Regions from separate parts of the Mus musculus genome. Here region 1 is linked to region 2. A link is a loop called in an ENCODE intact Hi-C map of the cell type or tissue named here. Cell type or tissue: left cerebral cortex. All regions are shown on one strand. Each heading gives the region's core, and the rest is flanking DNA. Links, peaks and the distances in the headings are about the cores only.

Region 1 (16,190 bases), core at 4,160-12,159, 160 kb before region 2:
GGGTAGCTTTTCCCCTGTCGTACCCATGCTGTTAAGCTGCCTCTCACTCACTATTATCACAGTAGGATTCAAAATGCTCATTTGGTAAAGGCCTGTTGCTCTTGAAGGAAGACAGAACATTTAACAAATGAGCACAGAGAGCATTTGAGAGTAGCTTTTAAAATAAGATCTGAAATCCATTTTGCCTATATTAAAATAGTTTTCTTGGAGGATGAAAAAGCCTGTTGGCAATCAGAGGCTTGTGTGACATTCAAGTCTACCCAGAGGAAGCGGCCAAGTAGAGAGGCTCACTGCTTTACAGATTTGCATTGTTCTGCTAACTTTCCTGCGCCAAAACCACTCAGTTGCTCCCTTTCACCAACCTCTAAGGTCACAAGACAGACAGTTCTTTCTTGATTACTCAAACAAATACACGTCTGATTCAGAGGAGGGAAAAGAGTTGCCAAACTCAATGCTTAGGAAGGGCAAGGCTGCCTTTGCTTTATAAGCCAGCCTGATGAATCACCACATCCATGACTAATTGTGGTGTTAAAATGTGCCCAGGAATATTGCCTGGTTTTTATAAAGGGAAATTCTAAAGGAGACCCAGAGAAACAAGAAAGAGAAAACGACACTTGTGCACGAATGTGCGTATGGCACAATCATTCCAAAAAACTTAGTAAGTCTCTTGCTCTGCAACAGGCAATCAAATCCTAGAAAATGTGAGACTGGCGTGGATATCAGCATGGCTTTCTTCACAGCAGTTAAGTTTGTGAGCTCAGAAAAGATTTCCCAAATGTTTCCTAGATCTCAGAAGGTTAAACTCAGACATGAAGACAGACTGGTAAAAAAAGACTGATGCTTATATGCATAAAACATATGTGTTTATGTAAATATATGACTATATAGAATATAAATGTAAATATTATGTACATAAGTATGCACATGCATGTTTAAATAGTTACAATGTATATGCAGTGGGTACACTTATATAAAAATCTATTCTTTCTTTGTATCATTACACAGTTATATTATTATTCTTAGTAATATACACATGGTTCTCTCATTGTTCTGAGACAAGTTCTCTTACTTCTTGAGACCCTCTTCTCATAGTGTTCCGCGTGCTGAGAGTGCAGCCATTCTGCCCAGCAAGAAAAACAGTATTCTTTCAGTTAATTATGTTGTCTGTTCTGAAAGACCACACACAAAGGGAAAATTGCAGGACAGGGCAACACAGTCAGTGATGGAATCTACTGAGAGAACTAGGGAGGACGTCTTGGAAGGACGAAAGAGAAAAACTGGAGGGCAAGATCTGAGCAAGTGAGAAATGAGCTGATCCATCTTCTAGGACTTGGAGCAGTGACGTTTTGTGGCAGAGAAAAAGTTGGAGCAGTGAGGGTTAGGAATCTCAGATAGAGTAAACCAGACAGCTAGAAGAGCCTTGCCTCCATGATGAACATGATGACCTACTGTGAAAACATTAGCAAATAGAATCTAACAATAAAGAGAAAGAATAATACATCACGAATAGATGCAGTACATCTAAATGCAGAAAATCTATAAAAAAATCAATGTAAGAACGGCTTTAAGAAAAATGATACAAATAAACAAAATTAAAAGATAAAAATCAATGCAATCATTCATATTTTAAAAACACTATTGTATGGGCACAGAAAAAACATTGGCTAAATCCTGCATCTCTTCATGGTAGAAAGCACCCATTCTGGCAATCTAGGACAGATGTAAACTTCCTTAATCTGGTCAAGGATTCTCTTTACAACAAACAGTAGAGAAGTCGGTTGGTCACCCTACTTAGTGAAATGCTATGCCCTGGGATCAGGAACTCAACAAGGATATCTGGAGCACCATTGTAGGTTGGACAGGGAGTAAAAAAGAAAACCAGCAGGTAAACAAACACCAAACAAGGATGTTGCTTGCTGATCCTTATGCTCTCCAAGTAAGGAACACGCAAAAGGATCTATAAGGACCCACAAGCATCCTAACAGATAATGAATGACTCAGGCAAACTTTCATTGTGTGTGTGCCAGCCCTAGTTTTAAATTCTGGTGCTTTGTGATGAAAAACTAGAAGTTTAAAGTTTAAAATAGCTCAATTTAGAATTAAATGAGCTAACCATATAATTTCTTTAGGTAGGAAACTAACACAAAATGAATGTATGAGAAAAGAGAAAATAAAAAACATTAAAGAGGGGTAAACTCAAGAAAATATGAATATAAAACATTTATAGAAATTTAAGATAATGTGCAAGAAAAAAACCACTGGCTTGAGGAAATGGCTCAGGCTGTAAAAGTCTTCTCACACAAGGACAAAAGCTTGAGTTCTGTCCCAGAAACCACATTAAAAAGCCAGACATAACTCCACACTTGTGATCTCAGCCCTGGGGAGGTGGAGACATTCAGATCCTCAGGGCTCGTTGATTGTCTCTAAGCCAACCAGTGGGATACTTTCTCTGAAAAACTAGAGTGGGTGTTTCCTAAGGAACAATACCCAAGATTAATGTCTAACCTCTACATGCACACAGGAACACATACACTTGCAGCCCATACCTGCATATGAACTTGTGTGAGCACAAAGAAAGATGTGTCAGCAGTCTCTGGATATTGTTCAATGGTGGGAGAGTATGGCATGTTAACTGGCGTTGAGGTCCTAGGTTTGATTCCTGGCACTGAACAACAACAAGGATGATAATTATTGATAAAAATACAGAACACAAAAGAAAAGTGAATATGTAGTTAACCCTAAAGTGGTCAATTTGTCTGTTGATGAGGAATTCCAAATATATTCAATTTTCTGAGATAAGGAATATTTTAGGAAGAAAAATTCCACCCCTAAAATCGAGAGTCCTATTACGGACAAGGTAAGTTTGATGTTCCTTTCTATTTCTTTTAAATTTAGGAAGACACAGACATTAGCAGTTGTATATACATATCTAAAATTCATGGGAATGCCAGTGTTGGAGATTTAGGGTCATCTGTATACAAAGATATTTAAAACCAAAGGCCTTAATAAAGGGGAAGAGAAGAGAAGAGAAGAGAAGAGAAGAGAAGAGAAGAGAAGAGAAGAGAAGAGAGGAGGGGAGGGGAGGGGAGGGGAGGGGAGGGGAGGGGAGAGGGGAGGGGAGGGGAGGGGAGGGGAGGGGAGAGGGGAGGGGAGGGGAGAGGGGAGAGGAGAGGAGAGGAGAGGAGAGGAGAGACAGAGAGAGAGACACAGAGAGAAATAGACAGAAGGAAGAAAAGGATGAGAGAGAACACTAATTGCAGTCCAGCGCTTGGTGGTAAAGAAGACAGACCGGTCTCTGCACCAGAGTCCAGCAATACTTGAGCCAAGGGTGGAGAATGATTTGAAACTTGACAGTGTACTGAGTAACCTTGATATGAAATATTTCCGCACAATTGTTAGAAGAGTACAGTCTCGGCAAAGAAAAGTCTAGGTGTAAAAGAGGACAAAAGAACGAAGTGGCTGATGAAGGAACAAAGGGATGAAAGACTACATGGCGTGATTTGGGAGATAATGCCATATGCTAAAGGATGACGGAAGTGGCTCAGGAAAGATAGAAAATCTGAGGGTTCCTACTCCATTTGTTCTTGTCTTCCATGTACACCAGTTGATGAATGAGGAATGAGATCTCTGAATCATGGTCAAAAACAAGTCAAACGTGCTTAACTGTAATATCCATTTTGTTTAGATTTACTTTCCTTAGTGAATTGTTAATACATGGAAAGAAGTGCTCAAGTTTATAACATACCATAATCATGCATCTATCCAGTGGACTTTAGGAGTCACATTTGACATTGTACTGCATAACAACCAGCTCTGGCTACACTCTCTTTTATCTCCTTTAGAATCTAACACACATAGATTACCATCAACACAAATGCCACTTACCACACCATGCCCTCCCTGTGTCTGGAGCTTGCCCACAAATTGACATTTGGGCTCGATCACTACTTGCATAATAATTGTCTTATTAAGTCAAAACAGGTTGCTATTTTAAGAAAAATATGTATCCAGTATTCATTATGCACTTACCTACCACCAAAACCAAAATCCAGGACAGAGTTAAAAACAGAAAGTGTAACAGTTAGGGTGCAGCTTCACAGACTCCATTCCAAGTACCCCCTCGGACTGTATGGAAGTTGACTGAGCTCTACAGACTTTGGGTCTGGTTGATATTGGTGTGTGATATATATATTAGTTTATTTACCAGATTTTATGATAAAGTGTATAAACTTTAAAAAGTGATGTCATTACAGGGAGGGAGGGAGGGAGGGAGAAAGAGAGAGAGAGAGAGAGAGAGAGGGAGAGAGAGAGAAACGTGATTTCCTTAGTGGGAATAAATTATTGATCCGAACAATCCATTGATAAGATAGAGTTTCTGGCAGTTGCAGTACCCAGTCCACATACTCGTGCTACTAGAACTCAGGGTACATGCTTCCTGCCCCATGCACCCCCACAGTGATCACACTGTGATCATCCTGTATCATAAGCCAGTGGGTTTCAAACCACTGCTGTGAGTTAGTGATTTTCTGGGCAGCTGGTGAGCTATACAACTGAAATCTGAAGCCATGCTTTCAAGAGTCAAGGTGCATCATCCCTAGGACAAACAAGCTGGTGAAGAAAGGAGAAGACATGTGAAGGTCTGATCACACCAAAAGGCAAACTAAGCTGCATAGAAAACACACAGTTATGAATGGGTACTAAAGTGTTAGATTGGAAGATTGCTTTGATGTAGTACAATATTCTCTAATGAAAGATTTAGGTAAAAGTTTCAATTTAAGAAGATAAATACAACATACTCCAGTTTGAATTTGGAGACAGACTATGTGTTCAGTATTTGTAACAGGAAGGCCAAAAGCCCAAAGTTCTAAAAGCAACTTTATGAGGCTGAAGGAATTCCTTTGGGACTTGATATTAAACTATTTTCAGTAGGGAGCAAATATTTTGTTCAAAATGCTAAGAAACGCTTTTGAAACATCTCCTAATAGGGTCATACATGGCTTATTGAAAACCCACAGAAGCCAGTTTGCCCCTATACCTGACAGAGTTAGGGTACATGAGAAACTGGTCAACACTTAATTTTTATTTATTATTTACTTATTTTTTAATTAGGTATTTTCTTCATTTACATTTCAAATGCTATCCCAAAAGTCCCCCATAGCCCCCCCCCCCCACTCCTCAACCCACCCACTTCCACTTCTTGGCCCTGGTGTTCCCCTGTACTGAGGCATATAAAGTTTGCAAGACCAAGGGGCCTCTCTTCCCAATGATGGCCGACTAGGCCATCTTTTGATACATATGCAGCTAGGGACGTGAGCTTCGGGGGTACTGTTTAGTTCATAATGTTGTTCCACCTATAGGGTTGCAGACCCCTTTAGCTCCTTGTGTACTTTCTCTAGCCCCTGTGTTCCATCCAATAGCTGACTGTGAGCATCCACTTCTGTGTTTGCCAGACCCGGGCATAGCCTCACACGAGACAGCTATATCAGGGTCCTTTCAGCAAAACCTTGCTGGCATATGCAATAGTGTTTGGGTTTGGAGGCTGATTATGGGATGGATCGCTGGGTGTGGGAGTCTCTAGATGGTCTATCCTTTCATCTCAACTCCAAACTTTGTCTCTGTAACTCCTTCCATGGTTGTTTTGCTCCCAATTCTAAGAAGGGGCAAAGTGTCCATACTTTGGTCTTCATTCTTCTTGAATTTCATGTGTTTGGCAAGTTGTATCTTATATCTTGGGTATCCTAAGTTGCTGGGCTAATATCCAATTATCAGTGAGTACATATTGTGCGAGTTCCTTTGTGATTGGGTTACTTCACTCAGGATGATACCCTCCAGGTCCATCCATTTGCCTAGGAATTTCATAAATTCATTTTTCTTAATAGCTGAGTAGTATTCCATTGTGTAAATGTACCACATTTTCTGTATCCATTCCTCTGTTGAGGGGCATCTGGGTTCTTTCCAGCTTCTGGCTATTATAAATAAGGCTGCTATGAACATAGTGGAGCATGTGTTCTTCTTACCGGTTGGGACATCTTCTGGATATATGCCCAGGAGAGGTATTGCGGGATCCTCCGGTAGTACTATGTCCAATTTTCTGAGGAACCGCCAGACTGATTTCCAGAGTGGTTGTACAAGCTTGCAATCCCACCAACAATGGAGGAGTGTTCCCCTTTCTCCACATCCTCGCCAGCATCTGCTGTCACCTGAGTTTTTGATCTTAGCCATTCTGACTGGTGTGAGGTGGAATCTCAGGTTTGTTTTGATTTACATTTCCCTGATGATTAAGGATGCTGAACATTTTTTCAGGTGCTTCTCAGCCATTAGAGTATTCCTCAGGTGAGAATTCTTTGTTTAGCTCTGAGCCCCATTTTTAATGGAGTTATTTGATTTTCTGGAGTCCACCTTCTTGAGTTCTTTATATATATTGGATATTAGTCCCCTATCTGATTTAGGATTGGTAAAGATCCTTTCCCAATCTGTTGGTGGCCTTTTTGTCTTATTGAGGGTGGCTTTTGCCTTACAGAAGTTTTGCAATTTTATGAGGTCCCATTTGTTGATTCTCAATCTTACAGCACAAGCCATTGCTGTTCTATTCAGGAATTTTTCCCCTGTGCCCAAATCTTCAAGGGCACTATAAGATTTTCTCCTCTATAAGTTCCAGTGTCTCTGGTTTTATGTGGAGTTCCTTGATCCACTTAGATTTGACCTTAGTACAAGGAGATAGGAATGGATCAATTAACATTCTTCTACATGATAACCGACAGTTGTGCCAGCACCATTTGTTGAAAGTGCTGTCTTTTCTCCACTGGATGGTTTTAGCTCCCTTTCGACACTTAATTTTTTTCTAACTAAACAATAGTCTATCTGATATCAATGAATAGAAATATTAGAAAACAATTATACTTGTACGAAGAAGTTGAGATAGCTCAATCTGTAACATGCCTAACCTAAACCCTGAGAACCTTAGCAGAGTCCCTTGTTCCAGTGAAATGCTCAGCATCTTGTGGGCTGGAACCTCAGTGCTGGGTGTAGAAGGCAGCTCCCTGGGCTCTCCTGTCTGAATCAAGGAGCCGTGTCCTAATAAAACTCTCTTTCAATAGTCAAAACTCGGAATTGTGAGATGCCTCAAGCAGTGAAGAACTTGCCATGCAAGTGTGAGGACCTGGGTTTGAATTCCCAGAAGCCATGTCAAAAGCTAGAGGCTGAAGCACACGCCTCCAGTTCCAGATCTGGCCCATGGGAAAAGGGAAATCCTCACAGCATCATGAGTCCCTGGTGTGTGTGTGTGTGTGTGTGAGAGAGAGAGAGAGAGAGAGAGAGAGAGGAAAGAACATTTATCATCAACTTTTAGTCTCTGTGTGAACTGTGTGAATTCACTCACTCAATCACGTGTAACTTAATACATATGTGAGCACACAGCTGAACTTGCACACGCCCACGCGAGCGCGTGCACACACACACACACACACACACACACACAAGCCAGTGCACATTAAATGAAAAGAAAGAAAATGAATTACATTTTTAACCTTAACTCTTAGGATTACAATTTATTACGAAGGTTAGCACTTTTCTTCTGTGTTACTTGAAACTGACTCTTGACTTTTATGAATCTTTACGTTCCCTGGAGGTGTGAGTGAATTAAGAGCTAAACTTAACTATTACTCTTTTTACTTAATAAAAATAATTACAGTACCTATAATGAGACATCAGCAGCCAAACTGTTTGCGGTACCCTTACAATTGGGAATATGGAATTACTGAGTCCAAACCTATGAAGTAAATGGAAAAGCTTTCTATCTGTAATAGGTACAAGAGTAGACAGGCTAACTATAAGCAAATAGTAACTGTTAATCCTGTGATTCATGAGAAAGACCAACTCCACCATTTTGGCCCAAATTTACTTATTAAAGTAAAGTGCTTATTAAGTATTAAAGACAAGTACTTATTAAATTTTAAATTCTGACCAAGAGATGGACTTTGGTCAGGACCCCTTCTCCAGAGACTTCCCAGATGGAATGATCCCATTCATGTGTTGCAGGAGCTTATACGCACAAGCCAGTAGGCCACTGTACTTTCCCACAAGGCTTTCTCATTTTCTAAGAACTGTACTTCCCAGCATTCCAGGAACTCACCTCGTTCCTGGGGCTTACAGGTTATCTTTGTGCATTACAGTGACACCATCCACCTTCTCTTCTGTTGGTTACCTTTTCCTTCGAAGTTACATGAAGTCCCACATAACTTGGGGGTGACTAGTGTCTGCCATATGGTTTGTCTCACTCCATAACCCCTGATATCCATCATTTTCAACTTAGTGAGAATTAAAATCGCCAAGTCTTCTCTCTGTGCAGCCTTTTATTTTAATCTTTGTTTACAGCCTTCTTGGGAAACACTTTCACTCCCTCGCCCCCTCCACTCCCTTTACTTACATCTCAGGCACTGGAGATTAGTGTTAGAAATGGTGTCAGAGGGCACCCTCGAGAAGCCTATTTTGCAGCTCAAGTGACACAAATATATGCATAGCAACACACAGCTAGTCCCCAAAATAAACTACAATACATTGCACAATATAAATAAATCCAGGATACTTATATCACAGAATCTCAGGACTGGGTGACACCCTTAATTTCATTATTCTCTTTCCTCCTACTCCAGGCAATAGTGTTCTCCATAAAAGCACTGACAGATGGTGGATAACTTGCACTGCTAGTTGGATTTTCTTATTAAAGTGGCTAGATTTCAGAATCTAGCTTCTTGGCAAGGTGCTTTTCAACAGCAGAAATTCATCTGCTCAAACCCCAAAATAAACATGCTTCTCAGAGGAATCAAGAATAGTCTGTAAAACACTAGCCCTTCATCAGATGCTGTTGGTCATGAATTTCACTTCAAGTTAATTATGCCTTGAAAGCGGTGAGGTGCATTGTTCCATGTTAAGAGGCAATTAATATACTGGTGATGCTTCAGCCTATAAAGGATGGCTGTCTGTAACCCAACATTCAGTTTTGTGAGACAATTCCATTTCATAATGTTAAATACATAATTTTACGTACATACAATCCATCATGCTAGACATGACATGGAAAGGAATACGTTTGGGCCAAGTACAACCTACGATAGGGACAGTGAGGCATGGGAGATCGTATCCCGAACTCCAGATGCACTGTCTTTCTTAGTTTGTGATTTGAGATACTGAACTCAGTCAAAAAATAGGACAAAAGAATTTGTGATCATCGTCTACCAGCATTAGTTTGTGTGACTATCTACATAAAATAATTTACTTGAAATAGGTCATAAATTCTAATAATACTGTAAATTTTTATTTTCATATACACTCATTAACTTTCAACATTATCCAATAGAAAATACTACTTCATATTTGTAATAATATTTATTAAAATAACATTGGTTCATTTGAGCATGTAATAGGGAAATATTCTATAATATTTAATAGTATGTAATCAAACACTTAATTTATACTACAATCTAGAAATAAAGCAGAAGCCACTTAAAATGTAGTATCACAATGATGCTGTGTTTATGTAGCATGTGGCTATTTACCATGGATATTGGTTTCAACAAGAGGCCTTATGCTGTATCGTTCACAAAGTATTTAGGCAAAACAGATTTCACACAACTTAGATTATTTTATAAAAATATCCATTTTAATAGGTTTCCCTGTGGTCCTGATTCAAACTCAAATTTCTCTGTTCTCACTTCTTATCTCACTAACTCCTTTTTCTATCATACAATGGAGGGAGGGAGGGAGAGAGACAGAGAGAGAGAGAGAGAGAGGAGGAGGAGGAGGAGGAGGAGGAGGAGGAGGAGGAGGAGGAGGAAGGGCTTCACACAAGATTTTAGATTTTAATGGTCCTTGCAAAACTTTTGGATATTTCAAGTGCAAGCTAACTGGAAACACATGGGGTTGACTTCTGTTTAAGATTTATAGTCAGGGTGAAAGGGCATGGCAAACTACAATGGTTTTACAACGGCAACTAATTTCTCCCCCAATTCATTATTGTTCTACTTTCCTTCTGTTGCTGAGACAAAACACTCCGACCAGAAGCATCTTGAGATGAAATGATTCGTTGGGCTCACACTTTCTGTAGGTCACAGTCCATCACTGAGGAAAGTCAGAGCAGGAACCAGATAACAGGAACCGTGGAGGAACACTCCTTGTTGCCTCACTCTCTGATTTGCTACAGGTTTATGCTTAGCTAGCTTTTTTTTTTCAGCCCAGGACTAGGAGCCTAGGGCTGGTATCACCCAGAGTGAACGGGGTCATCCTACATCAATTAATAATTGAGGCAATTTTCCATAGATCTTCCTGCAAGCCATTCTGATCCGGTCAGTTCCTCAATCAAGATTTCTCTCAGGTGACTCTCAGTTAGGACAGATAACTAAACTTAAAGGGGAGGTATGTGACAGGGACTCAGATAGGAAACATGCCTTATTACCTGATCTAGTGTTTTTGTTCTCCTGTATAAATCGGTACTTTATTCAACACTCAGCTTAATTTAGATTCTTAGCCTGGATGGGTTTTACGTTGAAGGGGACCTTGAGCGAGAAGTATGATCACTTTTCTCGGGCCCCAAATCCATTCTTAGATAAACTGTAAAAACTCTTTTAATTTTAATTAAAACTCTTTTACATTTGTTATATGTGGGGGTCACATTTTGCCACAAATGCAGCATTTTAAAATGCTGTACCTTTCCTGTCTTGCAGTCACACTATAGATTTATGTCTGTAAATTTATATCTGGGACAGGACAGTCTCTGTGGGAGCATAGACTACAAACAACCTGTCAATCTGGGTTGCCGTCTCATCTGGAAGATTGAAGGGGAAGATAATGTCTCCCCCCCCCCTTTTTTTTTTTTTTCAATGAGCGGGGATAAGGGGTTTTTAGAGGAGAAATCAGGAAAGGGGAAAACATTTGAAATGTAAATAAAGATGATACCTAGTAAAAAATGAGTAATGTATTAATGGCATGAGATTTAGAGCAGATGAGCTGGGTTTAGATTCAGGTTCTGCTGCCCTGGAGAAGAGCCTACAGACTTGAATACTCAGATTCTTCAGGGTAACATGGGGCAGGGATATGTATTTTGTAAATTTTGTTATGTTTAAATCTTTAAAATAAACTAAGGATCCATGTGCACATGAAAAAAAATTAGTTTCTTTGTGGAGGTACGACCAAAGGTCTTGGTTTCCCTTAGGTCTTTGGTGCAGTTACTTGGAACTTAACCCTAGAATTCATACACTCTACAGTGATTTTCTTTGCCAAGATTGGTAGGAGAGTCTCTAGTTATGGTGTCCTAATGTCTTGTAACTTAAGACACTGACACTAGGAAGATGACTCAGTGAGTTAAGTACTTGCTGCACAAACCTGACACTGGAATTGAGATCCTCAGACCTGACGTCAAAAAAAAAAAAAAAAAGCCAGGTGTAGTGGCATATTCCTATAGCCTTTGCTTTGAGGAGGCAGATCCAGGGGGACTAACTGGTCAACCAGTCTAGCCAAAAGAGTGCCATCTAAATTTGATGAGATACCCTGTCCTCCCAAAAATAAGGTAGAAGAAGACACAGAAGAAAATATCAGAATTTGAGCCCTGGCCTCTACATGCATAATGCATGCATACTCACAGAGGGTGTGCACCTGCACACATACATGTGTACAGGTACAACACTAACTCATATGAAAGTCTGAGTTGCCATCGTCTTTTCTATATTATATTGGTTCTTAGCAAGTCACAGAATCTGCCCACATTTAAGGAAAGAGTACTAAGCAGAAGTTGAGATACACTGAGAATTGGCTTTTGGGGTCGACCACAGTCTTCACGTGTTGTAATTGAGGTAGCTAATGAAGAAGGCTTCTACAGCTATATATTCTCCTTAGCGAAATTTTGGTAATAATTGAATTAAATTTAATTTAAAAAGTAACTTGGTAAGATTGAATTAAACTAATGTATGGTCATAATATTTCTTCACCCAGCTTGCATTCGGTACTCCTATAGAGTAAGGGGAAGTAAGGCGTTACTATGACAGCAGAAGGAGGATAGCAAATAGCGTTTGTCAGGTAATTATGAAAGCAAAACCTAGAAAGATGCATACCATGGCATGCCTCACACCAGACTAGAAAGCTTGCAGATGGCTTTTTATCTCTTAGAGCCAAAGATAAAGGAAATTTATTTTGCTTCTCCATAAAGCTTGAAAGCACGTAAATTATCAGCTGCAGCCAACCATCTCTTGGAAGAAGCCTACCTCCTACTACACCACAGTGTGGGAGCCAGTTTCCACCTAACATTCAGCTGTTACTTTCCATTAGCTTTCTCAAAATTGTGACCTTTGTACGGCATTTAGAGAAGTGAAGGGAGATTTAGATGCAGAGGCCAGTGCCTCTTAATATTCCAAGTACTGCAACGTTAACAGCCTCTGCTACCGTCTTATCTTATGCATAAGTGCCAAAATGGAATGAGTGTTGTTAGATACTCCACTATGTTCCCAACCCAGATTAATGCGTGTTTGTGTGTGAGTTATGACAATCATTTGCTGAAAACTGAAAATAGGCTAAAAGCAGCCTTACAAAATAGATATCTATCATAAACTCTGGAAACAGTGTTTGGGTATTGCTTGATTGTATGGGGTCAGTTGGAGGCAGTGACTTAATCTGTTGTAAAATACTATTAAAGCTTTCTATAATGTATCCCAATTTCCCTCCCCATGTGATGTTTTCTGTGTCATTCAATAAATGAAGCCATTTGTTAGATAGAAACACAGGGACAGTCTCACAGAGACAGAGATCCACAGGACAGCCTTCAGGCAGGCACAGACTCGGAAGTACAGTGGAAGACACAGGCACAGGAAGAGGGGAGTCTCATAGGACCAAAGTCTGAACTGGCTCTTGATAAAATAACATGAAGTGGAAGTCCTCTGATTTTTGTCTTTACTGGTAACTCAAAGTTTATTATTAATTCATTCAAACCAGTGCATTTTGGTGCCTCATGTAAGGAATCTCTAATTTATTAATTCTACACATAAGACAATATTTTAATTAGAGTTTCAAGAGTAAAACACTGAAAACATGACATGCTTACAGGTGCTAAAAGATAAAGTAGGTTTACTGTATGCTTGGCTGTACCCCTATCCCCAACCCAGGTACCAGTCTTCTTCACAAGATCAAGTCAATTCAATTGCACGTAGGTTATCTAACCCAGAAATAAGTTACCAAGACAGTTGGACAGGTACAAGGTATGCCCATGAAATTTATGTCAATTGGATATTATTAGCCATTTCAGTTATAGACATGTCTCAAAGGACTTTCCATCAGAACACTATTCTGGGGCTGATGAAATGGCTCATTGGTTTAGAACACACTGGTGCTCTTCCGGGAGACTGAGATTGGTTCCCAGGACCCATATCAGGTGGCTCATAATTGTCTGTCACTCCAGCTGCTGGGGATCTAACACCCTCTCCTGGATTCTGCAAGTACCACACCATACACACCACACACACACACACACACACACACACACACACACACACACACACACAAATAATTAACTCTCAGGAGACAGAAATATCAGGCTTCCATCAGCAAGCTCTTCCTGGCATCCACAATAGCGTCCGGGCTTGGTAACTGTATATGGGATGGATCCCCCAGGTGGGACAGTCTCTGGATGACCTTTTTTTCAGTCTCTGCTCCACACTTGGTCTCCATATTTCCATGGTATATTAATTACACTTCAGGGTAAGGCCTAGCAGTGGATGGCCAACACAAAAAATGAACTGAGAGGTAGATCTGCAGACTTCTTATCTCAAATTGCTTTGTCTGGGCATCTTTTGCCTAATTGGCCTTTTACTTGTGTTTTGCTTTCCTATTTTCGTTGTTTTTGTTTGTTTGCATGTATGTGTGTTCCTTTTTTGTTTTGTTTCGCGTTCTTGTTTGTTTTTTAGAGAGAGAAAGAAACATCATGGAGTTGAGTGGGGGATATGGGGAAGAACTGAGAGAAGTTGGGAGAGCAGGAAAGATGATGAGACTATATTGTATGATTTTTTTTAAAAATAAAAATAATAAATTTTAAATATAGAAAAATATGCACTATCTTCTCCCCCTTTTCTTTCAACTCATATTCTGGTTTTTAATAAAGTCACATTCATAATTGCAAAGATAGTATTATTAATATTGCTCATGCAACTTGAAAATAACAAATAATATAATTGTGCTGATCTGTTACAATAGTTATTGGTAGTCCACTGTTTCTCAAGGCCCCAATGGAAGAAATAAGCATTGCTTTCTCACTTTCTTTGATGGTATGCATTTTACCATGATAACTAAGTGTTACCACAATCCTAACACACCCCTTCGTGTCGTGTCACTGAGATCAAAAGAATCATTTCCAGCTTTAAGTTAAACTGCATTTGAATTACCTGTGCTGGGTACCCTCAGAAAGTTCCCATTTCTGCAGAATAATTGTCAGGAAAGAATTTTAGTAATAGTTTGGCTAGACACCCCCAGATCCAAACTTTTCAAGACTAAGTGGCAACATTCAAACCGAAAGCTTATCTTTTAAAAGACTGGATTGTTTCTCTTGGGCCAAGATTGCATGATTTGGGGGAGAGAGCAGGGAGGGGAGGAAGGAAGAGGGACTGCCCCTCTATGAACTGATAACACGGCGGCTAATATCACAGTTATCAAATGCCTTTGCACTTAACTTGTTTAGAACTAAATGTGGAAAAAATGCCACGAGTGAGTCACCACATTGTGTTCACTTGGCCTTGGCCGGTCACCTTGTTCTAGTGAACAAAACATCTGTTTGGGAAGAGCCAAACATGTCCACGTCTCTTCAGATGTTCATACCTATGTCAGGTGAGTCATGAGGAAGGAAATATTCTATAATTTGAGTTGTTGGCAAAGAAAAATGAAATGTGTTCAAATGAAGTCGTGAGTATTCTTGTGATTGTGGAGCCTTGGTTCTAGCAGGGAAAGAAACCGTTCTTTAAAATTCCAATTTATGTGATTGTGTTACCTCACTCAGGATGATGCCTTCCAGGTAACACAATCACAAAAGAACTCAAATGATATGTACTCACTGATAAGTGGATATTAGCCCAGAAACTTAGTATACCCGAGATATAAGAGACAATTTGTAAAACATATGAACCTGAAGAAGAAGACCAAAGTGTGGACACTTTGCCCCTTCTTAGAATTGGAAACAATCACCCATGGAAGGAGTTACAGAGACAAAGTTTGGAGCTGAGACAAAAGGATGGTCCATCTAGAGACTGCCATATCCAGGGATCCATCCCATAATTAGCCTCCAAACGATGACACCATTGCATACACTAGCAAGCATTTGCTGAAAGGACCCTGCTATAGCTGTCTCTTGTGAGACTATGCCGGGGCCTAGCAAACACAGAAGTGGATGCTCACAGTCAGCTATTGAATGGATCACAGGGCCCCCAATGGAGGACCTAGAGAAAGTATCCAAGGAGCTAAAGAGATCTGCAACCCTGTAGGTGCAACAACATTATGAACTAACCAGTACCCCTGAGCTCTTGACTCTAGCTGCATATGTATCAAAAGATGGCCTAGTAGGTCATCACTGGAAAGAGAGGCCCATTGGACAGGCAAACTTTATATGCCCCAGTACAGGGGAACGCCAGGGCCAAAAAGTGGGAATGGGTGGGTAGGAGAGAAGGGGGAAGGGTATGGGGGACTTTTGGGATAGCATTGGAAATGTAATTGAGGAAAATATGTAATAAAAAAATCCAGTTTATGGAAGAGCTCCTATGCTAACATCTATGGCCCTCCACTCCTGCCCACCTTTGGGTTGTTTTTGCTATCTTTCTAGTTTTGGAAAGATGTTCTCTATGTAGCCCATGCTGGTCCCAAAGTTACAGTTCTGCCCCAGCCTCCAAAGGCTGTGATTCCAGGCCTGTCTAACCACACCTGGCTCAAAGCTTTAACAGAGAAATCAGATACCATGACAGAAAAGGTTATTCACTGGGACTGACCAATGTCCTATATATATTTATATAGTAAACAAATTCACATAATTTTTATAAGCTACACTTCTTATTCTATTGTCCTGTATCCATCTTACTCTGTTGTATTCTAATGTGTAAACACATAGTCAATACAGGAACAAAAGGCTAATAAGTCCCAGGAGTGCAGCAGGTATACTCACTTAAAAGTCTTCA
Region 2 (16,190 bases), core at 2,855-10,854:
ATATTCAAATCACTATAGTGTTCAATCAAAACTTGCTAAGGTTTGTCTCCTTAGCCTTTAAAACTACTAGATTTTATAGTAGTTGATTTATAGAGCCATGCTGTAGAAATAAGTGATTGCTACACCCTAAAGTTTAGTTTTTAAATATTTATCAAATGTATAATAATGAAATCATGTTGATTCCCATCAACTTTCACTTTCAGTTAGCTATTATGGCAACCATTCAGAAAGATCCATAAAGTTACAATGGACTGGAGCCTAGCAAACACAAGGTGACCAAGCTTTCAGCAAGTTGTGATGGGGACCCTATGGTGGTCTGAATATGCTTGTCCCGGGGAGTGGCATTATTAGGAGGTGTGGTCTTGTTGTAGTTGGTGTGGTCTTGTTGTAGTAGGTATGGCCTTGTTGGAGGAAATGGGTCACTGTGCGGGTGGGCTTTGAGAGCTTCCTTCTAGCTGCCTGAGGATGCCAGTCTTCTCCTGATTACATTTGAATCAAGATATAGAACTCTTGGCTGCTTACCCAGCACGGTGTCTGCCTGGAAGCTGCCATGCTTCCAGCCATGATGATGATGATAGACTAAACCTCTGAACCTGTAAGTCAGCACGACTAAATGTTTTCCCTTATAAGAGTTGCTTTGGTAATGGTGTCTTTTCTCAGCAATGGAAACCCTAAGTCTGACACAAAAGTGAATTCAGTTTTCTTGTTTATGTGTTTGTTGGTTGGTTGGTTTAATTTGGTTTTAGTTTTTTGAAACAGTTTCTCTGCATAGAAACTGGCCTCAAAAGCAGAGATCCACCTGACTCTGCCTCCTGAGTATTGGGATTAAAGGCATGTACCACCATACCCAGCTAAAATAAATTCAACTTCATCACAGCATTGGGTGCTTAAATGTTTTCTGGGGATTTCACTCAACAGTAAATAACCATAAGATTAATTTAGATTTGAGTAGTAGAAAGTTTACTGATAGAAGTGTGAACTGACATAGGAAAAGCTAAATGGAGATCATATGGTTATTACTATTTTGAGTTAATAGAAGGGCAAAGGCTGTAATGTGAAGCTGTCTGGGAAATAGACGTATTTACAGAAATCCTAAGATTAAACATTTGCAATTTGAGTTAGCTGGTTTGTTCCGACAAACTAGGTAGAGTACAGAGATGTTGCTGAGAATAATGATACTTTCTAAAGTTTACTGATGCCCCTGGAGCACCCCTCTCCATCCCAAAGCAGAACTGTGATATATATATAAAAAAAAAAAAAAAAAAAAAAAAACACAAAAAAGCAAAAAACAGAGTAGATGTTCTTCATCCCCTCAGCCTTGTTCCTGGGGGACTCAGCATAGAAGTATTACTGGGTGACCCAGGAATAGGCTACCTGCTCAAGAGAAAAGAATTTAGAGAACAAAATGTTCATAAGCAGATAGTGTATAAGGTTCAGAGAGCAAAGATAATGCTTTCGGTTCCTGAGTAGAGCAAATGTTGGTAGCGACCCCCAGATTGTTTCAATGAGCCATGACAAGGCTAGGGAGTGACTTATCTCACTTGGGATTGATGGATCTTCCTGTATCACTCCTGTCTCTACAGTTTATCGTATTTCCACAGAGCCCTTGGGACAGCACTGAAATAATAAGATAATAATAATAAGCATTACTGGTCCTACGCTAGTCAGTTCTCCACCTCTGGAACAAGTACTTGAGGTAATCAACTTGTAAGGAAAAAAGAATTTTTCTGACTCACAGTTTGATTGTAGTTCATGGTCAGATGTACCGGCTTTGGGGCCAGTTTTAAAGTAGCACATGGTGGGAGCATTGAACAGAACAAAACTATTTGCTTTATAGTAGGGACAGTACTCTTTCTGAGTTTGCCTACAGTGACCTAATAATCTCACTTCATAATGTCTCCACCACCTCCTAACAGTACCACTCTGGGGACTTTGGAGGAACAGTCCAAAGAGTATCTCCTAAGAGGTGCATGGAAGGACCATGAAAAATGATATACGGGCATTCACTGCCTGAGGACAGAGAAGTGATTCCTACAGTCATTGGGCTGCAAAGCATCCTAAGACCTATACATGCCTCAGAATTGAATTCCTTAGCAATTCACAAGCTCACTTCTAAACAAACTACTGAGGAATGGAGGAAAGTACAAACTGTCCTCAGTGAACTTTCTGCTACCTAACGAAATTGGGTTTTGTTAGGGAAATTAAGTTTAGCTATAGAAAAGGGTTGCTATGGTTCACAGATGACTTTAACAGTGTCTATAATGTTGTCCCCTTACGTTCTAAGGCAAATAAGACAAAATGATTTTACCATCAAGCTTGATTGGGCCTGTTCATATTATGTGCTTACTTTGGACAGTTGTATTATTTTACAGGAAACATATTTTACAGTGGTAGTTTGAATAAAATGGTCCCACATGCCCATAGATTTGAATGTTGGGTTATTAGGGAGTAGTCCTACTTGAAAGTGATTTGGAGGTGTGACTGGGGATGGGCTTTGGGGTTTCAAATGCTCCAGCCAGGCCCAGTGTCTTTCTTTCTCTTCCAGCTGCCTGCAGATCTAGATGTAGAACTCTCCGCTGCTTCTCTAGCACCATGTCAGCCTGCATGTCTCTGTGGTTCCCATTATAAGAAAATGGATTAAACTTTTGAAACTGTAAGCAAGTCCCAATTAAATGCTTTCTTTTGGAAGAGTCGTCATAGTCATGGTTTCTCTTCACAGTAATAGAACACTTACTAAGACATTTTGTGAAGTAAAATGTGTCCATTCCATTATTGAATTTGTGGGCTAAACTCTGTCCCTGAGGGTTAGTGGCATCTATTACAATTTAGGTAATTGCACCAATATTTTAACTGTGTCATCTTATGGAATGTTCTCAGCAATCTCGATGGATATGCATCAATTATGTCTTCCATTTTTAAAAACTAAAGAATGTAAATCTAATTAGAAACACTCTCCGGGCATCTTGATCAGAAAAACAAAGATATAATTTGCTTTGTTTTTTTTAATAAACAAATAAATAAATAAATATCATTAAAATACTGAAAGAAAAGCTGGGCATGACATGCCTATAAATTCCAGTATTTGATAGGTGGAGGCAGGAGATGAGAAGTTCAAGGCCAGCCTTCTCAAATACATTGATATTTGATGATGAGGAAGAAGAAGAAGAAGAAGAAGAAGAAGAAGAAGAAGAAGAAGAAGAAGAAGAAGAAGAAGAAGATGATGATGATGATGATTCAAGCAAAGAAGTTCCAGCTAGGCTCCCTGTCAGACAGGGAAGAAAGGAATCAGCAAGGTAACAAATCTTCAGTCAGAATGCTGTTACTTTCCAAGTGAAATCCATGAAATTAGGGAAGAAGACCTCCATGGAACCTGGTAGACAGAGTAAGTAGAGGAAAGCATATGAGGGCTACCAGCCAATTAGCAGTGCTGGGAGGAAAGCCTCTGAGATATAGCTCAAGTCTGGAATGAGTGGTAAGTGACTTTGCCATAGTTACACACACACACACACACACACACACACACACACACACACACACACACACACACAGAGCCATTTACCATTTACAACCCATTCCCAAATCTCTTTTCTAAGCTGATTATGAAATATTGAAAGATTTGCTTGTTTGTTTGTTTGTTTTTCCTTTTGAAGATGTATTTATTTTCTTTTGTCTGTAGGAGTGTTTGCCTGCGTGTATTTGTGCACACCAAGTGAGTGTCAGTGCCAGAAGAGGGCCGAGGATCCCCTAAAACTAGGGTTATGGACAGTGTGATCTACCAAACCCAACCCAGATCCTATGCAAGAGCAGCAAGCTCTCATAACCCTCCTTACCTCTAATCCATCGCTCCAGCCCTGGATTTTAAATCTTAAGACTATTAGTATTGCTTAACCTTAGGCTTCTAACCAGAGAAGAGAAAAAAGATAGAACTAAACGAAAAGAGGAAAAAGACTCAGTGTCATGAGAATGGGAAAGATAAAGCACGGTAGGAAGATGGGCCTGGAAGAAAGGCAGGGCGAACACAAAAAAAGCAGCTAATTGTTATTTAGCCACAAGCAGATCCTGTGTCCTGGAACTTAACAAGTGCAGTTAGTTGTCAACTTAGAAACAGTTTATTTTCCTCAGGAGTGTTAGTGTATCCAGACATCAGTGTCTTTATGTCTAAGATAGCGGGATTAGATGACCATTACCATGTTTAGTTAAGTATCTCTACTGATGCAGAATCCTCAGGCTTTTAAAGTTGCATCTGACATTCGAAAAATAGCAAATAAATAAACTGTAATACTCATTTCCAGCAAATGATTTAGAGAAAGCTATTAACTTTCCCTCAAGCCCAAAGTCACATGTGTGAATATCAAAGAAAAGGATTATTTATATCACCTATTCACTTAAATCTCATACCTAAGTTAGCAGAGTTAACTTCTCATGGGGTCAGAGTCATTTCTCCCAGTCAGCTGTCACAAGACCTTAAGAACTGTTTCTCTGTAGCATCTGTGTCTTGTTGAGGTGGGTCACCTAAACAGCTATCGTTTTTCTAGTCATTGCGGATTCATCTTGGCATCCAGAGCACTCCCCTAATCTTTATGATTCCAGAGCCGCTGTTGACTTGACTTGGATATGGGCTTTCCCCTGGAGGTGGCTTTCCCTCTGCTGGTTTAGGTAGGCATCCACTGAAGGACCTTTCCAGAACTTCTTTCTGCCGGGAATGCAAGGCAAACTCGTCAGCTTGAAACAATGGGTGGGAACCAGTTTCTACGTTTTTCCCTAGAACAGAATCCTAATGGCCTCGAAGCAAATATCTCTGAAAGACAATGCAGATAGTAGACAAACGATATCCTAAGAGATCTTCAGAGGTAGCTAAGGCAGCTACATGGAACCAGAAGGCCTTTTCTGGCTTACCGTGTAGGTTGACACACGAGTTGATAAAAGATTTTGGAAAAGTAATTTAGTAGAAATAAAACTAAGGAGACTAGCCTTTGAAAAGACCTTTAATCTCATAGGGAACAGCCAGCATAAGTTACCTAACCTTTACCACACCGACTTTCCCCTGCCATTCCTGGTTAAAATTCACCCTTTTATTTTTTAACAACATACTGCTAACCACCCTCATTAGATTAGTATGACAAATGCAAGTGCTGAAATAGCACGCCGTTCCCATTAGCTATGGGTGTCACACCCTGATAAAAATAAATAAATTATTCATAAATAATATATTTATAATTTATAATAAAATGTATTATAAATTTATAATTAATCAAATAATTAATTAACAATTGCTTCCCTATCAGCCGGGGACCCAGGTTACTGGTCTTTTCAGGTCTTCTTTCCAGCTAGATGATCAGTTCTTTCAGGGTTCCATTTTATCTGTTTTCAAGCCCTGGGATTCCTCTTCATCCTTCTCATGAGCCCGTGCTCCTGCTTCTTGGAAACAATTTTAAAAATGTACTCTCTGTCCTTTCCAGTGTGCATTGGGAGTGTTTGCATAGGAATGCTTAGGTAAAAATTTCCTTTCATCCTTGAGGTGGTGGGGAGTAAACTGCTTAGTTACTGTCTCTAATTAGTTACTCTTTCCTTTAGTAAAAAGCAACTATAGTTTATCTTATTTTTCCTTACAATAAGACAAAGGAGGCTGGCCAGCTTTTGAAACTGATATTTTAGTTGTTAACTTAAAAAGAAAAACTACTTTGTCAAAAAATAAAACAAACAAACAAACAAACAAAAAACATTCTCTCACAGTCAAGCACATATTCCTGCGCTTGGATCCTCTATGGCAGAGGATGTAGTTCAGTGGTAGAGTGTTTAATCTCCAGGCAGAATACACAAAGCCCTGGGTTCGAACTCGTCGATCTTGAGCCAAGAAAAAAAAAAAAAACAAAAAAAACAAAAACAAAAACAAAAAACTCTCTAGTAACAAGCTTGAACCTCTAAGTAAAATTTTCTGCAGTTGAAAATACTCAAAGTGCTTATGGTTACTGTATAACCTGCTGGTAGGGATTTCATTTTCTTTATTGCAGAGGCGCCCACACAGATTGCTTCGTTGTGTTTATATTTAAAAAAAAAAAAAATGTTCCCTCAGGTTCCCAGCCATCTCGCTTCTATATCTTTCTCTGTGAAACAAGGAGACAGATCAGTTCTACGTGGGCGAATTGGGAGGGGAGGCAGCTTAGGACAGGGCAGAATTCTTTCTGCAGAGCCGGATGCCCATACTGGGCATCTCTGCAGACTCTTGGGCTCCCTCCACCCCTGCTGAGATGATGCACTGGGAAAACACGCGCTCTCCCCTGGATGCCTCTCTGTAGGTTTATAGCTGGGAAAACGTTGCCTCGAGTCTAAAATATCTGCCCAAACTGCCTAGCTCTGATGAAGGCTTTCTCACAGGCTCTCAGCTCCCCGCCGGCACTCCCCGCCCTCTGCTGCCAGAACCTTGGGGATGTGCCTAGACCCGGCGCAGAGCACGTCCTAGCCAACTGAGAGCAGAACAAACCCCTGGCGAACAGCCAAGAGGCTCCCTCCCAGCCACCGCCCCCCGCCAGCGCCTTTCCCCCCTCTATACAATACAAGATCTTCCTTCCTCAGTTCTCTTAAATCACAGCCCAGGGAAACCTCCTCAGAGCCTGCAGCCAGCCACGCGCCAGCATGTCTGGGGGCAAATACGTAGACTCCGAGGTAGGCTTGGGTGAGGGCTCCAAAGTGCCTGCTTTTGCTATCTTCCACTCCAAATGCTCGGACTGCTTTCCTCGCCCCAGCCCGCTCTCCACCTTCGCGGCACTCGAGCTGGCACCTTGGAGGAATGGGCTGGGTGGGGAGGTGAAAAGCTAGGAATGTCTTAGGGCTTCCTTTTGGAGAGGAGACCAATGGAGCCAAAAGGGGAAAGAAGGAGACCCGGTCTGCCAGACTTAGAAAAGTTTTCCAGATGACACGTTCGCGAGACCCCACTGCGGTCCAGCCCGTACCTACTGGGAGGCTTAGGGCTGCTGCTCAGTGTGTGTGTGTGTGTGTGTGTGTGTGTGTGTGTGTGTGTGTGTGTGTGTGTGTGTGTGTTCGGGGGAAGGAGATTCATTTGGACAGTGTCCCCCCACCCCAACCCCCCAGGAGCCTAAAGTGGCTGGCTTGGGCAGCGGCATGCGTGTATTGCACTTAGCGAAGTTCTCGAGAACTTCAATAGTTTTTTCTGCCCCTGAGAGGCCCGGGCGGGGGGAGTTCCGAGGTGGGGGAAGCCTCCTTCCTCCCTCACAAGTACCACCGCCATTGTCAACTCCTTCTTGGCACTCAGGTGGACTAAACGTGGAGACCCCGGTTCCCAAATAGGGCTACGATTCAGCTTGGAGTAGACAGCCTGAGAGTGATCTAAGTAAGGGTGGGTCAGGCAGTTCTTCAGATGGCATGTCCTCTGGGGCATGGGGGTGGGGGTGACAGGTCTTGGCACATGCCTCAGCCTAAAGAAGTATGTTAGATTGTGAGCCACTTATTCACCCCCACGGCCTAAGAAAAACCAGGGAGTAAAGGTGGGTTTTAAAAGGGGGTAGGGGCTGTGGCAGGTGCAAGGAAGAAGCACGGAGGGACAGTGAAGATGGGACCATTACGTCTGTCAGTTTGGTCCAGAGTGATCTTGATAATGTTGAAAGGGACCTTAGGACAGTGTTAAGGGTTAAGAGAGGGACCACGGAGCAGGTGAGGTTGTGGGGTCATAGGTCTGGCGGAGAGAAGGAATACAGAGGAGGAGGAACGGGAACCCCAGCCCCTGGGCTGGGGAGTCAGGGCCGAGAGCCGTGGGGAGCAGGAGGGCGCATGGGACTTCGCCCTGACCCCTGGCGGCGGGCGCGGGAGGCAGGCGCTCTCTGCCTGGTACCGAGGGGTGTGGTGTCCTCCGCTCCGTCCTCTTAAAAAGCTTGCAGCGCTGGAGTTTTCTGTGTGCAAGCCTTTCCTTCGAGGTTGAAGCTAGCAAAAGTTGTAGCGCCAGGCTACCCCCGCACAGCCAGGCTGACTCTTGACTCTTGTTTTTCTTTCTGAACTTTTCTTCCCACCGCTGTTGCCGCCCTCCCCTGGCTTGGCCGGTTGCCCTCACAGGGACATCTCTACACTGTTCCCATCCGGGAACAGGGCAACATCTACAAGCCCAACAACAAGGCCATGGCAGACGAGGTGACTGAGAAGCAAGTGTATGACGCGCACACCAAGGAGATTGACCTGGTCAACCGCGACCCCAAGCATCTCAACGACGACGTGGTCAAGGTAAGCATGTTGCTGTCTGGGTCCCACAGTGTACTCTCCCAAGCTTTGACAGACAAGCACTCCTTTTTTGAGCTTGGCTGTGTGTGACCCCCTGCGGGTCTGGTGTCAGAAATGTCGCATCTGCCTGCCTCTTCCTGCTGGCAAGTTCAGCAGGAATTTAGCCAGTTGATGTGGGGGGTCCATAGAACCTTAGCCACGAGTGCCCCACCACACACATGCACATTACTTGGGAAGGGAAAATTATTATGGTCCATTGGCAGGTTAAAAGTCCAGTTACAGCTCTTTTCCATGTTGGTAAAATAATTGTGTGAGACTTTGTGCCACTGGTGAATAACAGAATACAGAATGAGCAGATTCTGTCAGCTAAATAATCTAAATGATTAGCATAAAAATATGAAATGAGTGGAACCGATAACATATGCAGATATGTGTACATATTTTGTATGTAGTGTATGTGTGTGTGTGTGTGTGGTGTTTTAACTATAGAAACATGGCACATGTGCAAGGGTAAGCTCATTTACCAAACTGAAAATCATTTCCACCTCTTGACTTCTGGATCCCTCTAGTTAAATGTGTGCGTGTGTGGTGACAGCCAAGGTCAGCCTGCCCTGGGCTAACAGAACTCAAGATTGGTGTTCCATTTTCAAGATGTCCTTGCTGAGATTTAAAATACCTTACTTTCCTGAGTTGTTGGTCAGCATAGACTTGACACAGTGGTCTGTCTGACTTTCATTATCATTTTGCTATTCAACTTTGACCCTTTCAACAATTCTGGCTCAAGGAATTTCTTGTCTGAATCTGAGTGGGTTGAGAAATCCTGGACTCGAGCTGTCCTTGGCAGAGGATTTCCTCTGAGTGGCCTGGAGGGCCAAGGAAAATCCTAGCTTCAGGGGTTCTAACGGAAGACACTGCCCTGCCCTGCCCAGCCCCTGATTCACCATTGAGGAGGTGATGCAGTTTCTACCCACAGCCTTCTATCTATGGATGGGAGGAGCTCCAGTACAGTTTCACCTTTATGAATAATATATTTCAGAGAGAGAGGCTTAATCTACAACTACAGGGAAAGTGTATCTGTCAAAATTGACTCCCTTGGTTTGCTGGTAGAAAAAAAGGAAAATTGGACCATTTTCTCTTGGCCACATTGTGGAATATTTAAAACCAGCAATGAAGGCACCTCATAAATTGGAAGTTAAGATTGCTAAAAAATCCGTTTATTAGCCACACTTCCTTAAAGGGGAAAGAGCAGTTTTCTTTTCACCCTTCTTGTGCTGCGTTGGTCAAAGAGGGAGACTCCAATTATAAAAGCAGATTTCATGATTACAAATTGGCTCCCTTCTATGGAGCCTCCCTGTTGTTGCAATGTGGATTCCCAAGAGCCAGAGAGCCTCCTGAGATGAGTCAGAAAGGCCAGCAGTGTGGATTTGGGTCCCCACACATAGCATGACTAAGTGGAGAGAGAAGGCCCCACTGGGAAAAGAGACTTCAACACAGATGGAAAAAAGGCATAACAGGCTTGGAGGAAATAGCAGTTTACAAAATACTACGTCAAGAGTGAGTGTGGAGCTCCTCAAATTAGAGAAATTAGAAGAGCTAGAGCAATACCTGCCTGCTTGCTCACAGGAGGAGCAAATCCAGAAAGACAGACAGACAAGAAAAAGCTAACCTTGAGAAAAGAATTTAGAAGAATTTAGGCAGATGTCCTGCCCAGGAGGTTATCTTCTGAAAGCATTTGTTTTGCAGAGAGAGACCCAGGCTACCCCTGCTCATAGACTCCTCCCCTCCCCCACAGAACTAGCTAGAAATTTTCCATCATAGAAATCTCTGCTGGACAGTGTCTTGCTAGAGTGTCCCCTGCTCTTCACCGATACCTTCATATCCAGTTGAATAACACAACTAAACAAACCTTCTATGTAGACAAGAAATGAGGCCCAGATTGAAGGTATAAAGAACACCATAGTCCAATTCGTCTCAGTCCTATGTATCAAGTGTGGAGGCATGGAAAGGCCCCAAAGGCTGCATGCTCTACACTTGCACTTCATCAACACAGAGCATGATCACCTAGCCCTCTGGCAACAAGAATATCCATTTCAATATAGAATCGATTGCCAATATAACTGTTTTCATATAGAGGCTTGACACTTCACATAACGGTGTATCTACATATATACAAAATATTATGATTTGAATGTTTTCTTAAGCTTCTTTTACCCAGATAGTTAAACGTTGGATTCACCATTCTTCCTCTGACATTTATAATGTTCATTCATTTGCTCATTACCCATGATTAGAATTCGAAAGTAAAAAAAAAAATGCATTAAAATATATGATCTTATTAATTGCTATTCAGCTTATTACAATGTTGTGATGTGTTAGGCTGGATTTTTATGATTTAGTTTTTAAAATAAGTCCAGCAGATAAAAATATTACTGTTAATACTGCTAATAAAACAAGAAAGATATGTACATATTACAAAAATCTTAATCTTGAACACACACACACACACACACACACACACACACACAGAGCCACAATGGATCCTTTAGTTTTGCCCTGACTACCAAGATACATGTAGCTCTATTATTTGTTTTATTAGCACAATTTATTTACTCTCCCCCACAGGTGGTTTTGTGTTCTCTCTCTCTATCTCCCTCTCTCTCCTGGCATGTAGTAATATGAGGCTCCATTGCACTGTCAACTGCATTGTCATTTTAGAAATAGACTAAATATGTGCTATGCTAAGTCAAAGTAAGTGGTATCGCATATTGCAGAATAAAATGTTCTCAAAAGTGATTGTCACTGATACTGTCAGGAAGATGTCACAGGAAGAGCAGCAGGTAGGTAAAAGATTCCTTAAATCCTTTAATGGAGGGGGTCAAGAGGAGCATGGGATCTGACCTAGGTGGGAGAGCACAGTCTATATGCAGAAGCTTAGGAGGGCAGGAGGGTGCACGGAAGGAGACCAGACTGTTATATATTGTATTTTGAGAATATTCTCTTCCATACCTTCTTACCCTCCATCTTCTCACCCCTCCCTTTCTTTGATCCCCCTAGACACTTCCATATTATTATTTTAAATAAAGTTTGATTACAATTTTTAATTTTTGAGATTATAATTATGCTCCCCTCCCCACTTCCCTTTCCTCCTTCCAGCCCCTCCCATTGTAACCCTTGACTTTTTCTCAGATCCATGGCTGCTTTTTCTTCAAATATATGTGCATATAAATTTCTAAACATAAAAATATAGCCTGCTCTGTCTATATAGTGTTGTCTGTGTATGTTCGCAGGGATATTTGGTATTAGATGATTAACTGGTATGCTGCTACCTGGGGAAGACTGTTTCCCTCACTCTCAGCATTCCTTAGCTGCCTGTAGTTTTTGTCTAGGGTTGAGGCCTTGTGAGTATTTCTATCCCTTAGCATGTCTACCATGTCATCCTTGCTAAGGTCTTGTTTAGGCAGCCATATTGGTGAGGCTTCATGGGTGTTGCTGCTCTGACGTTTCTAGGAAACACAGTGTCACAGCAACCTATGTATTCCTCTGACTCTTCTCATCTTTCCTCCCCCTCTTCCACCACAACCTCTTAGTATTAGGTGCAGTTGTTCCATGCAAATTTTAATATCTCACTTTGATTGGAGTCTAGGAGCTCATGTGGCATAGTAGAACACGATAAAAATGAAATGAGAGATTATAACCAAGTAGCAGAGTCCTGAATATCACACTCAGTTTAAGATTGTAGGCTCCCAAGTCCGCAGCGGGAAGCTGTGGCATAAATGAAGGATGGCGTTGATATGAGAAGCTAAAGTTTTGGAAAAGACTAGGGTTGAAAGCACAGCTGTGACGTAGCCATACTGGGTAAACAGGAAAGGGCTGAAATGCAAGTAGTCCACAACTCACCATGGTGCAACCTGATTATTCAGTTTTCCAGACTACAAAAATAGAGCAAATTCAGTAGGAGCTATGCTTCAAAAATTTGAATCTTGACCTTTTCCTACTCCAGCAGTGATATGTAGCACAATGGTCTCTTGTGATGCTGGGAGGTGGGAGTGAGACATAGCTCCCAGATAACCACACAATCCCAAAAAGAAACAACCACCAATACTACAGTATACCATGTGGCTGAACAATGGTGTTCACTGGGTTTGGTCTGTTAAATACATCTTTGACATGAAATATTCTCAACGTATAATGGACTTAATGATTCCATGGTGCAGATGTGATATGAAATGAATGATGCATACACTAGAGATAGAACCATCAGAGCACAAAACAACATAATTTATGGGAACGTAATGATTAGTTGCCTAGTTTCTAGTTCCCCCTTTTGGACATTAATAAAAAATTAGGGTTAATGAAGTTTTAAAAAGATCTCCATAGTTTCAAAACGGTGCTCAAGACAGATCTTTTGAAATGTACCACCAAAAAAGAAAGCATAAGATTACATAATTTGTCATGGATTATTGTCATGGGGAAGAAATGGGCTTAGTGATCTTTGGGATTAGCACTGAGACAAATCGGAACATCTGGGAAGAGGTCTTTGCTCAAAAGTAAAATTATCTGTTTGCAACTTTGTCTCCTAAAACGTGAACATAATTAGATATGGACAAACTCAGTTTTCATTACTCATGGAGCAAAGTCATGTGTGTAGTGAGCAGAACATTATCAGTGAGGTTTTCCATGCCTCTGTGACCATTTTCTATGAGAAAAAGTCTAGAAAACGTTGTGACTGATGTCAGATAAGGATTATTTATAAAACTAAGCCACTTTAGTATACAAATAATCAAAGCACACTTCCAATACCATGGTGGCAACCTTTTCTGTTGGAGTTGATAGACATTGGACTTCTTTGTTTAAGGTGCTTCTTAAAATGGTAATAAATATGCTGCAACAACTGAAATCATACCTAGAATTCAGGATGTCCAGGTTATAAATCTTACATCCTTGATTGCAAGTTTTACATATTATTGAGCAAAGCAAGATACTAAAATGAGAGACATTATTTATTCCTAAGCATATGAATAAGTTTATGTTCAGCCAATAATTACATAAATATTATATAATATTTTATTCTTATATATTAATGCATAATATATAATATATTATGTATTTTACATATTATATTTTAAATGCTTCTTTAAAAATTGCTTTTTTCTTATATCCATCTCCATATTAAGGTAAAAATATAGTGAGAAATTGTTTGTCTAAATTCTGACTTTAACTGAATTGAAATCTATATTTCTTATTATGACAAAGTGTACTATATATCCTTGAATTATGAAGAGCCCATGATATGGGATATTTTTCCATTAGCAGCAGTGCTGGCTACATTTTCTAGAGGATTGAGTTATGAACAACTGCAGTAGGGAACAGGATCTAAAAGATCCAGAAATTTCAAAAGCCACCTGCTTATGCATCCTGTTCATTCAAGTGTATACAATAGCAGGTACTTTCTAGCTCTTTCTAGTTTACCCTACTCTGAAACAGCAGTTCTCTATGACTGAATTCCCAGATAGATCTGATTGCTAAAGAGAGGTGTCCACTGACCTGTGGGGCTCTGGGTCCTTCTATCACACTATATTTTCAGTAGGGAGAATGAATGCCTACAGAAGAGTTTATGCCAGGATGTATGCACCCTTTCTTATGCTCTGGAGAACTTGTATGGATATGCATATATGTATGCATATGCATTCTCTGGAATGTTTGCTATATGAGATGCATTGCATGTAAGATGATATATGCATATATATAAAGCTTTTATGATGTTAATGAAATATCTTTACAAGGATATATTGTTTTGAAAGATATATATGTCTTTGAAAACAATGTAATAAAAGAGCTCCGCTCTCTTACAAAGTGGCCTAATGTAGAGGAATTTAGAGATGTTCTGCCATAGTGGAAAGACTACCATGCTAACAAAATACTTTTAAACAATGTCCATTTTGAATTCTGAAAAATTGTGATTGAATTGCAGAAAATATTGCAGTTCATATTTAATCACCTCTCTTCACATATCGGCTTTCCATTTTTTCTATCGAACATTTGAAATCTGAAGTCTTTAAAAAATGGATGGTTTCTTTCCAAACCCAGGAGGTTTCACAGATTTAATTAAGGCATCAGAGTCATTAGAGGAATTCTTAAAAGTCTAGATGCTTGGGCTTCCCCAAATCTGTCCATTTGGAACTTCAGGTTTAGAAATAATTCTGCCCAAGTTGGCGTAAAGATACATACTCTTTGTTCTACTCCTTGAGAACAGACGAGTCATGTGGTATAGATTGTTTGTTTGTGTTGTTTTGTTTTTGACACTTTTCCCTGACAGCACATTATTTGAGGGTTTGGACATCTTAAAGCTTGTCAGAGAATTTTGAAATGCTGTGGAGTACTCCCAAGTCACCCTTACTCAATGATTTTCCATCTTTTTGAGGTCATTTCAGTTTAGAGCCAACTGGAATCTCAAAGCCCCAGGGTAAGCAGAGTGGGGCAACCATAAGTTCCATGTTGCCCTATCCCAGATAACACTGCCCAGTTTTGAGCAATCAGGATTATTTTTTAACCTTGAGCAACTATTAATAGTGCTCCCCATTGGGAACAAGTGCCTCAATTTGGAAGACAAAGCATAAAAACACATTGGCAATCATCTGTTACTGCTTCTTAGTAGTAGTTACTGCTTCTCTGCTCCCTTACCTAACAGATGATACAACATTTTCACATTCCAGGTGTACCCTGTCTCCCTTCTCCCCACTCTCTAGGGTCAGGTCTTTCCTGCCTTGTATCATAGCCAACAAGCTGCCTCATCATCTGGATGGGCAGTTTCTAAACTTAATCTACCCTGTGCTAACCCACTGGATTCTTTCCACGAATCACAGGGTTAAATGAACTGACATTCCTCCATCACATATTTTGTCAGTGACTCAATCAAAAGATTAAAATGTTTAAAATCACTTAACTATTTTTCAGTTAGTCCAGGAAACATAAAACAGCATGCTTTCACATGAGCCATTGTTTAGGGAGGGGGAAATGTTTTTGAATTCTGTCTTAAAGGAAATCTGCATGATCCATGTAGTGGGTGAGTACCAAGGGATTTAGCCAGTAGAATAGAATTACACCTGCAGAGAACACATATTTCCTGCCTCTCAGGGAAACTGTGTTGATGGTTCAGATATAAAGTACATCTTGCTTTCTTTAATTGAGCCTTACAAAGATGTCTCTCGTTGGCCATTACTTCATGGAAAGGGAAGTGCATGTTCTTAAAGATACAAGCAGGTTTCCCCTTAATCATTGTTGCCTGCTCCGGTAATTAAAAACTAGGCATTTTTTTTAAGATTTATTATTTATTATATGTAAGTACACTGTAGCTGTCTTCAGACACACCAGAAGAGGGCGCCAGATCTCATTATGGATGGTTGTGAGCCACCATGTGGTTGCTGGGATTTGAACTCTGGACCTTTGGAAGAGCAGTCGGGTGCTCTTACCTGCTGAGCCATCTCACCAGCCCAAAACTAGGCATTTTTGAACTTTGAGGAGACTTAAACAGGTTCCAGTGCAGTGTATCTCACAGTAATGTCAAAGTTAAAAGTTTAAAGCTGTATTAAGTGCACAAACCTTTTCCAAGCGCAAGAGCAACATTATAATATAGCTAGATGTTGACAGATTTACCCCTAGATATTTGCATTTAGAAATTATATTGGGTTATATGGGGTGCAGATATCAAACACAAATACATTTTCCCATTTACAGTGAATCATGAAAGACACTGAGAACAAATAGTGGAAAACAACGTGACTGAAAGCAAGCAAACAAAAATCTTAAATGTCCCCTGGCTGGTCACCTGCTCTGTGCTAGGCTAGGCTGCATACACCCCAGCCCCAGCTTCCCCCACAGTGACTTCTACTTAAAAGTGCTGTCATGTATGACTACCCAGCCAGACACAGGCGTTACCTGAGTAGCTGAGTCACAGGACCCATCTG

Evidence for each region. A loop is a pair of places that touch in the nucleus more often than their neighbours do. Peaks named below come from ENCODE experiments on the same cell type or tissue, not always from the same donor. Only the 100,000 strongest peaks of a DNase experiment are listed, where the experiment ranks them.
Region 1: a loop joins it to region 2, with 2.3 times the contacts of the local background. A loop is called at or near these places in 1 of 42 quality-filtered maps.

Annotation. Positions count from the first base shown.
Region 1 is chr6:17,142,804-17,158,993 of GRCm38, forward strand. All of the region lies in intron 1 of Gm4876 (predicted gene 4876), which reads right to left. Among named protein-coding and RNA genes, the nearest start is that of Gm4876, 21 kb to the right of the region's middle. In left cerebral cortex, for the core only: no CTCF peak of the experiment used is centred there; DNase peaks (open chromatin) are centred at 8,431 and 8,737; H3K27ac peaks cover 1,146 bases.
Region 2 is chr6:17,299,817-17,316,006 of GRCm38, forward strand. It overlaps Cav1 (caveolin 1, caveolae protein), which reads left to right and starts at 6,519. Exons shown (of 3, transcript NM_007616.4): 1 at 6,519-6,663; 2 at 8,065-8,229. The coding sequence starts at 6,634. In left cerebral cortex, for the core only: CTCF peaks have their summits at 6,394 (motif pointing left) and 7,816; DNase peaks (open chromatin) are centred at 6,320, 7,266, 7,884, 8,095 and 1 more place; H3K4me3 peaks cover 2,537 bases; H3K27ac peaks cover 1,786 bases.